2 separate regions of the Homo sapiens genome follow, and region 2 is linked to region 1. Evidence: read pairs that join two places in POLR2A ChIA-PET (ENCODE). Cell type or tissue: OCI-LY7. All regions are shown on one strand. Region 1 overlaps FCRL5 (Fc receptor like 5). Region 2 has its middle 10 kb from the start of FCRL5.

Region 1 (5,000 bases):
TGCAACTAAAATAGACGTGGAGCAAGAGAAATGCATTCCCACCGAGGCCGCTTTTTTAGGCCTAGTTGAAAGTCAAGAAGGACAGCAGCAAGCATAGGCTCAGGATTAAAGAAAAAAATCTGCTCACAGTCTGTTCTGGAGGTCACATCACCAACAAAGCTCACGCCCTATGCAGTTCTGAGAAGGTGGAGGCACCAGGCTCAAAAGAGGAAATTTAGAATTTCTCATTGGGAGAGTAAGGTACCCCCATCCCAGAATGATAACTGCACAGTGGCAGAACAAACTCCACCCTAATGTGGGTGGACCCCGTCCAGTCTGTTGAAGGCCTGAATGTAACAAAAGGGCTTATTCTTCCTCAAGTAAGGGGGAACTCCTGCTTTGGGCTGGGACATAAGTTTTTCTGCTTTCAGACGCAAACTGAAAAATGGCTCTTCTTGGGTCTTGAGCTTGCTGGCATATGGACTGAAAGAAACTATGCTATTGGATCTCCTGGATCTCCAGCTTGCTGACTGCAGATCTTGAGATATGTCAGCCTCTACAGTCACAAGAGCTAATTCATTCTAATAAACCAATCTTTCTGTATGTGTGCATGTGTATGTGTGTGTATAAATGTATATGCATTTGTGTACACAGATAGGTGTATATCTGTGTGCTTACCTCATGGGTGCATGTGAGTACACACAAAAAAACCACACACACACAAGCACACACATCCTGTTGGTTCTGTTTCTCTAGAGAACACTGACAAACACAATGATTAACAAGGGTGCGAGAACCAAATGGGCAGGCTAAGCGTCTGCTCTCGAGGCTGGACTTCCATGAGAGGGAAGGCTTCCGTCTTTAGAACAGATACATTTTTCTAGTTTGCAACCTTGTGCTGGTCTTGAGTGAAGAGGAAGGAGAAAGTGAAGAAATTCCCCCATGCTTTAGCCTGGGATAGGACAGACCCAGTGAAACGGGTCTATCTATAATTTAGAATGGGCAAACAAAGAGCAAACCTCAGCCTCGAGTATAGTGTGGCCTGGAGTGGACTCGAGTTCTTGAGGGACAAAATCTCAACTGCCCAGCAGTGGTCTCAGGAGGCTCCACAGAGGCAGAATGTTTCTTTGAGGGGACAGCCCCACATATTAGGAGAGCAGTATGGCTCTTGTGACTGTAGAGGTTGACATATCCTAAGATCTGCAGTCAGCAAGCTGGAGAGCCAATAGTACAGTTTCTTTCAGTCCAAATGCCAGCAAGCTCAAGACCCAAGAAGAGCCATTTTTCAGTTTGAGTCTGAAGGCTGAAAAACTAATGTCCCAGCCCAAGGCAGGAAGAGTTCCCCCTTACTAGAAGAAGAATCAGCCCTTTTGTTTTATTCAGGCCTTCAACAGACTGGATGGTCCCCACCCACATTAGGCAGGGCAATCTGCTCTATTTAGTCTAATTATTCACATGTTCATCTCACCCAGAGAGACCCTCACAAAACACTCAGAATCATGTTTGACCAAATGTCTGGACACTCTGTGGCCCAGTCAAGTTGACACATAAACTTAATCATCACAATCACAAAGGTGGTCTCTTGGCTGCACACATTTTTGGGGATTGTTTCTCAGTTGGTTCAGATCTCTGAGCTGTTACTTTTAGGGTCTCCTCAAAGAGAAGAGAGGCCCGGCTTCCCTCACATTTGTGGTTAAAAGAAATATTCTAAGATTATGCCCACTTCCTCTTTTTGTTTTGTCTTTTGTCACTTCTCAAAGTCCACCTGTCTCTTTGACATCTAGCTGACCTGTTTCATGTCTCCTAATTTTACCTCAACTAACCAACTTTATTGTCTTTGCCCTCTTCCAATCTCCTCTGATTAATACTGCCCACTCAACAGAGAGCTTGCCATAAGAATAACTACTACTTATTAGGAATTAATGTGTCATACCTTATGCTAAGCTTTTTGCATAAATTATCTTATTTAGGGTGCATAACAGGCCTATGCAATACTTATTCATTACTGTCCCTGTTCCTGGAACCAAGCTGAGTTCAGCTGTGTTTTCTCAAGGCCCAATAATGAGAAGCAGACAAACTAGGAAAGAAGGGAACTTATTGCTGTAACCAGATACAGTGAGAAGGTCAGAGATAATTCTATCAGTCCAACTCAAAGTGTTACAGTTTTCTCAGTGCTTATATAGGTTGGGATTATGTGCCTCTGTGCAGTATAGCATTCACCTAAGTCTATTGGTAACTAATTTTGTTTCAACTAGAAGGTCAGAGGCAAAAAAAAAGCTTGCTAAGTCCAATTAAAAGGCCTCCAATACCTTCAAGGCCTGTCTACTGTGGTACTGGAGTGATTATTTCTCTCTTATCTCCTTTATGGCTTGGTCCGGAGAGCTGTCTTAGACTCTCCAATGAATCTATTCAAACAGCTGCCTCTGTTACCTTGACTCGTCTCAGATTTCATTGACCAGAGACAGGTCCTGGCACTAGGAATCTATGACTGTCTCTATTATTTTGGCTTGCTCCAGGTTAGGGAGAAGCCCATGCAAGGCTCCTACTGACCATATGTTTCATTTCCAGCTTTGATGTCTGGGCACCGATTTCTCTAGGTTTAACTATTTGCTCAATGTTAAGGCAGTGCTGTGGAAATTTGTCTGTGTAGCTGGGGTGCTATGCAGGCCTGTCTGTGTGACTGTCATGCAGGCCTGTCTGTGTGACTATCAGGGAGAATTGGCCTGCCACATCCCTATTTTACAGATGAGGTAACTGAGACTTAAAGAAATTAGTTTAGACTAAGACCACACAATAGTAAGTCAGAGCTAGAACTGTGCATCCCTGGAGTCCATGCTTAGTCACTTCACCAAATGTCCTCAGTGAGTATCGTGGGCCACAGAGTCCTATTTGGGGAGAGGCATTTGTGAAGCAGGAAGAGAGCACACGAGACTTGGAGCCGGAAGGCCTGGCTCCTGTACAGGCCACTACCCGTTGCTGTTTAACCTCTCTGAGCTCTGGTTACCTCATCTATAAAACTGGAAAAGAAATAACAGCTGCTTGACTGAATTACATATGGAAGGAGGTAAGGTTTGAGAACGCTATGCAGATGTTCACGGAAGCAGGTGGGGAGGTGCCTGTGTTTGTTACCAAGTTTGCATTGCTTTCTGTTTGCCTTTCTTGGTCCCTCCCCCATCATTACAGTGGAGCAGCTGCTGAATTGCAAAAACATACTTCAGGGCCAGGCGCGGTGGCTCACGCCTGCAATCCCAGCACTTTGGGAGGCCGAGGCGGGTGGATCATGAGGTCAGGATATCGAGACCATCCTGGCTAACACGGTGAAACCCCATCTCTACTAAAAATATAAAAACTTAGCCAGGCGTGGTGGCGGGCGCCTGTAGTCCCAGATACTCGGGAGGCTGAGGCAGGAGAATGCCGTGAACCCAGAGGCAGAGCTTGCAGTGAGCTGAGATTGCGCCACTGCACTCCAGCCTGGGTGACAGGGCGAGACTCCGTCTCAAAAAACAAAAAACAAAAAGCATACTTCAGAAGAAAATGATGGAAAATAATCTGGTCTTCTTTTTAATGTGAGGGGAATGGGATAATTAGATGGGAGGTGTGGGAATGCATAAACTCAACATTTCAGGGATTACATAAATTCATAAAATCTTTCTGATGTGAATGTTCTTTAATTATTTTCCAGAGAAATAAAAGCAAAGGGGTGATGTCCCCAGAGACACTCTTCCGGGTGGCTTATTGACAAAAGAACATATTTGCTTATAAGAAGGCTGTGAATAAATACAAATTTCGTGGGTGGGGCCCAGCATATCCTGCAGCTCTACATTTCTTGGCATCAGGCAGTTTAAGAGATTAAGGACTCTGATGAAAAGAGACAAAATGAGAGTGTTCAGGCTGCTGGGTGCCTCAGGGACGTGTCCTCCACGCCCGGCCTCAGCCTCCCTTCCCATCTCTCCACCATTGCTCTCGTCCATCTTATGTGTTTGTCCCACACCTCTGAACACCATGTCCACCTGTGTCTCCAAGTGGGGCACCACAGAGCAAACCCGATGGATAGATCTGGTCCAGAGGCGGCCTTGTGGCCATGTTGGTGGATGGAGGAGAGCTGGGGGAAGACATGGGAGAATAAGGCTTAGAGGCAGGTGCCCCTCACTTGCCTTCCTTCCATCTGACCAAGCAGTGCTCTTTGTCAGGGTCACTGTCACCTGGCCTCACCAAAAATAGAATGAGCTCTGCGTGGGAAGGGAAGAAGGAGGAGGTGCTGTGGCCATAACCATGGGGTAACAGGGGCGTAGGGAGGGTGAGGCAATAGCTCAGGAGGACCCTCCCCAGCTGGCCCAGGGACTCCAGGCCTCAGGCTTTGGGGTGTGAGAGTGGTCAGGGAGGGGTGAGTTGTTTAATTTTCAAGTCTTATTACTAGAGAAGGCCTTGAGGGCATCCACTTCTTGTACTTTTCTCATGCTTGGGCCCCTCCACAGCATCCCTGCTGAGACATCAGCCAGCCTATGCTGGAATGCTTCTGGGGCCAGGGAGCTCAGCACCTCACCTGGCCTGAAATCACTGAAGGTTAGAGCTAGAAGGGGCCCTTGAGACCCTCAGGCCCTGCTCATGCTCATGTTTCCTGTCACCCTTCTTGCACTCTGAAAGTGACCTCCCTGTCACTCTTACCCTTAAGGAGAGTCTGCCCCCTGTACTTATTAGCCAAACTGCCTCCTTCAGATGTCACCTTCAATAGCTAAACTGTGGGGCAAGGCAGTGTGGGAGCTCCTCCACGCTCCTCACTATCATTTGCAAATTCCTTCACTGAGTATGTGTTCTTATTTAGTATGAATTCATATTCAGTGCCTACAACTGAGAATTGTTGAGAAGTCATCAAGAAGACCCACCTTGCCACTATGCACATCCTCAGTTTTGCCTACAACTGAGAATTCTTATTCATATGTATTCATATTCTGTACCTACAACTGAGCCAGGTGCTTGCTGTACTAAGTACTTGGAATACACTGGTAAACAAGGCAAATAAA
Region 2 (5,000 bases), 51 kb before region 1:
ACCATGACTGTGCTGGGCTTAGGAGGCTACTGAGCCTGAAAGCCCTGGACTAAGAACAGCCTTGATGAAATAGTAATTGTGTGACTGGAAAGAAGAACTAAGGCAAGAGTTCAGGGTGGTAGGCTGATACACTTTATAACTGCTATTTATGCAGCTTCTGCTATGTGCTTGTAATATACTTTACAAACATCTCATTTAATCCTGACGACAACTATAAGGCAAGTATAACCAACACCTGCTTTATAAACGAAAAAACTGGGGTCAGAATTTTGCAAAAATTTTCCCAGTCACACAGACAGTGACAGAGCTAAGATTCAGTTTCACGTCTGTCCAATTCCAAAACCTATACTCGTATTTATTATTTATGTATTTATTTTTGAGACGGGGTCTCACTCTGTCACCCAGGCTGGAGTGCAGTGGCACAATATCGGCTCACTGCAACTTCCACTTCCTGAGCTCAAGAGATCCTCCCAGCTCAGCCTCCCAAGTAGCTGGAACTACAGGCACATGCCACCACACCTGGCTAATTTTTTATTTTTTTACTTTTTGTAGGGATGGGTTTTTGCCATATTGCCCAGGCTGATCTTGAACTCCTGGGCTCAGGCAATCCACCCACCTCAACCTCCCAAAGTGCTAGGATTACAGGCATGGGCCAACATGCCCAGCCCAAAACCTATGTTCTTTCCATATAACAAGCTTTCTCCATTGCCAAGGATCAGCGTCTGAATAAACAAGGCCAATGCTGTATTGAGACAGCTGAGTGGGAGAAGAGCCACAAAGAAGAGAAGAGTCTTTGTGCAGAGATTTTAGATGAGAGTCACCTTGGCAGGCCCAGCATGTATCCTAAGATGGGAGGAGATTTGCTTAACAAATCTAATGATACCTCCCTGTTTCAATTATTCTTTTTCCTAAATATTAGCAGGTAGCTATTAAAAAGGAAGAAAAAAGTCAATACAAACAAAATAACAGGAAGTATCCACGGGTTGATTTAGGTGTGGGAATGGGCACATACTGGAGAACTAGCAAAGAGTTTGAAGGCTGCAGAGCTTTTGTTCCTAGAACCCTGTTCAAGTAAGCAAAGCCACAGCACACAAAAAGAGGATGGCCAGCATTCAGGGACAAAGTCAAGGGGCCAATTTAATCTGACCAAATATTCCTTTTGAATATAGTTGCAAAATTAGCAGCAAGAATGCAATGTAACCCAAAAGCATGAGTGGCATGCCCAGGAAGTCTGAGCAGCTGCTTATGGTGGACATCGAGACATTTTCTTTCCTCATCTCTAGCTGTTGCCCTTATTTAACACACTCAGGTTGGTATAGGTAGTACACTCAGAAAATTGTGAAATATTCCAGTAGATTCTTTTTTCTTCTTCCCCTTTTTGAGATAGGATTTCCCTCTGTTGCTCAGGCTGGAGTACTGTGGTACAATCTCAGCTCCCTGCAGCCTCAACCTCCCAGGCTCAAGCAATCCTTCTGCCTCAGCTTCCCAATTAGCTGGGACTACAGGCAGGCACCTCCATGCCTGGCTAGTTTTTGTATCTTTTGTAGAGACAGGGTCTCACTATATCGCCCAGGCTCATCTCAAATTCCTGGGCTCAGACGATCCTCCTGCCTATACCTCCCAAAGTGCTGGGATTACAGGCATGAGCCACTGTGCCTGCCCTCCAATAGATTCTTACTAAACCTGATTATACTGCTCTAGAAGATTTAAACTGCAAAATACAAATTCACAAAGTAGTGATGTATGCTATTATATGGATGAGCCTCAGAAACATTATACTCATTGAAAGAAGCCAGATACAAAAGGGAACAAATTATATGAATTCATTTCTGTGTTCAAAATAGGCAACTTTATAGAGAAAGAAAGTCAAATGGTGGTAATCAGTTAGTTGCCTGGGTTGTTGGTGGGAATTGAGAGTGACTGCAAATGGATGCCAGGTTTCTTTCTGAGGTAGTGAAAATGTTCTAAAATTAGATGATGGTGATAAAACGAGTGAATACTATCATTAAATATTGTACATCAATAGAGCTGTTAAATACATAGGCAGTCACCCAGGGATTTTTAATAAGCATGCATTACCACAAGTAAAGACAACTGGTAGAAAGGCTGAAGTGCAGAAAGTGAATAGAACTTTGAAAAAGCAAGAGATTTTGGTGTCATGCAGACAAAGGTTTTGAATATATTGAGTTATCTCCTGTGATTTTTCACACCATCCTAGTGAGGTGGGCATCGTGGTCCCCATTTTTAGGATGAAGACACTTAAGCTCGAGTTTAATAATTTTCTCAGGGTCACCTAGCTGGTGAGTGGCAGAGCCCTGAGTTTTTCTGGTAACAATGCCCGTGCTCCTTCACCTCTCCATCGTGACAGAACATTGCCTGTAAGACTTTCCCTCAGGAAAATCCAATATTAACATTTAAGAAATTAAAGCTTCTTTTTGCCCAGATTTGTTTTCACTGCCAACACTTTCTCTTCATCTGTATCAACTCTCTCTCCCCCTTTACCATAGTACACTTTGTGGCCACAGCATCCTGCTTGTCAGCATACAAAATTCTGCTCATCCCTCCAGGAGCTCCTGAGAGGCTCTGCCCACTCTCCAAACTGACTGACAGAGCCCGAGAGCTACTCCAAGCCCACTCAGTGATCATGAGATTACTGTGGTTAATTCCACACTGCCTGTTTAAATACGCCCTCCAAGAACCTTTAATTTTTATCTTTCTGTGTTGTAAATAGTACAGTGCTTATTTATAAACTTCAGAACTCTAAGTTTCCATTTCCTGTCACCAAAATAGGCTCCTAGTAATTGCTCTTGAGAGGTAACCATTAAACCATGGCCCCTGCTGCTGCTACAGCTGGCTGAAGGAAGATCTTGCATCTAGATTCCTGTTCAGATACCTGTGACTGTTGAAGCTCTTTATTGAATTTTTTAGGCTCATGCTCAGACAGCTGTCTACCACTAATTGTGCCTTTTGGCTTACAAGATGCTTGAAAGTAAAGTATGCAATTTCTTTGAACTTCAGTTTTTCCCATCTATAAAATGACGATAAAAATACCTGCCTGAAAGAATATTTTCTGTGTTTTTTCCCTGTTGATTCAAAGGTTAAATAAGGTAATATTTACAAAGTATCTGGTGTGATGCTGTGTTACAGTAACCATCCAATATATGGCAACCATTATTGAGATAAGGGTAAGGATCTCCTTCAGTTGAGAAAAAGGCATATCTACCACATTTTACTTACTGAAACCAACCACAAATGACCAAAAAACAAACAAAAAACAAACAAACAAAAAAAGAAACTCCATCTTCAGTGAAACTTTTGAAAACCCACATTCCTCAACTTATAAATGCTGGAGAGCAGCTTCTAATCACAGTGAAATTGAAATTCAAACCAAACCAAGGGAAGAAATGAGGTGGCAGGAAACGCAGGCTCCAATACACATCTACGGGAAAAGCTCCAAGTTTTCCAACAGTAAGGGGCAAAGTCCTGAAGCTCCAAACCAGTAAACCCATACTCAGAAGACAAGGTGTTGGGAGTATGGAGACTGTAGGAGCATCCTCAAGTCCCACAGAACACTCAAAAAAGCAGGGACATCCGATCAGAATAAGGCACTTTGCAGATGTGAGGAGAGATGGTACACAGTACTGGCTCTGCAGGTGTGAACATTATTCCCTGAAGAGAAGTACATGCTAAATCACCACATGGAAAAAATCTGTGAACTACAGGATGTCATGCTAAGCCAGGTGGACCACCTCTTGATTCTCAAGAAAGAAAACATGGCAGAGATGGCGAGGAAATGCTCTGAAGCAAAATACCTATGTCTGAGCTGTCTGCTGCCTCAGCTCACACCCCAGCTTGTCCCACAATCTGCTCTTCAGTCAATAGAGAGTTGGGAAAGTGTGGCCCTTGTTGAGAGATAAGCCATAATCAGACTGTCACTAGCATGGGATTCAGGCATGTAGACAGAATGAAAAAGCATAGGCAGTAAAACAGTATAGGCAGAAGAAGCACAACGCCACCCAGCCATCCAAAAAAAATCAGACAACCTCTTCTCCATGACATCAGAGAAATTTTAAAAATAAAGTCTTTTTTTCATATAATGACACTTTGGGCTTGAAAAAATGTAGCAGAAACAGAAGAATATTGAGGGTAAATTAACAAAGCTCAAAAAACAGAAGAGGAAAATCAGCCATATTAAAATCAGAAAACAAAAAATGAATAAAAATTGCTGAAAATATAGTAATGAAAGATGGATTTGATAAAACTAAACAAAATAAAATAGGAAAGAACAAAGGTTTAAATTATGACAGAGAAAATAATTGATATGAGTGACAGATAAAAGATATCCAATATTCCCATAAGTGGTATTCTGAAGCCAACAGAATAAATGCAAATGAAAAATATTTAAAGATATAATAGAAGAAAGCATCCAGAAAACTGATACAGAATTAGCAACATGACATATTTGGATAAAGTTACTATACTTCAGAGATTTTTTAAAACAGAATTTGGTGGACTTTGGGAGGCCAAGGTGGATAGATCACCTAAAGTCGTGAGCTGAAGACCAGCCTGGCCAACATGGCAAATCCCCGTCTCTACTAAAAATACAAAATCAGCTGAGCATGGTGGCACATGCGTGCAATCCCAGCTACTCGGCAGGCTGAAGCAGGAAAATCACTTGAACCTGGGAGGTAGAGGTTGCAGTGAGCTGAGATGGTGCCACTGCACTCCAGCCTGGGTGACAAAAAGAGGCTCCATCTCAAAAAAAAAAAAAAATTGAAGAATTTGGTGGACAACCAGAAAAAAATCAAGTTATGTGGAGGAGGGGAAAAAGCTGTCTTCAAACTCGTAGCTGCGTTCAAAACTAGAAGACAATAGTCTAATGTTTAAAGACCCTCAAGAGAAGAAAGATTAACCCAAGAATTTTAAATCCAGATATATTTCAGGAATAAAGCAAAAACATACTTTCTAACATGCAAGAACTCCATGACTGTGGCACTTTA

What was found. ChIA-PET counts read pairs that join two places held together with the same protein. Peaks named below come from ENCODE experiments on the same cell type or tissue, not always from the same donor. Only the 100,000 strongest peaks of a DNase experiment are listed, where the experiment ranks them.
Region 2: POLR2A ChIA-PET joins it to region 1 with 42 read pairs; 2 of 35 experiments call an interaction of 5 or more read pairs at or near these places.

The regions. Positions count from the first base shown.
Region 1 is chr1:157,508,959-157,513,958 of GRCh38, reverse strand. FCRL5 (Fc receptor like 5) reads left to right here. Exons shown (of 17, transcript NM_031281.3): 17 at 1-582. Among named protein-coding and RNA genes, the nearest start is that of FCRL5, 41 kb to the left of the region's middle. In OCI-LY7, no CTCF peak of the experiment used is centred here; DNase peaks (open chromatin) are centred at 1,348, 1,678, 2,298, 3,058 and 1 weaker place; H3K4me3 peaks cover 3,856 bases; H3K27ac peaks cover 4,773 bases.
Region 2 is chr1:157,560,411-157,565,410 of GRCh38, reverse strand. No RefSeq gene overlaps it. Among named protein-coding and RNA genes, the nearest start is that of FCRL5, 10 kb to the right of the region's middle. RefSeq lists an enhancer at 2,683-2,882. In OCI-LY7, no CTCF peak of the experiment used is centred here; DNase peaks (open chromatin) are centred at 2,810 and 3,720; H3K4me3 peaks cover 1,853 bases; H3K27ac peaks cover 3,239 bases.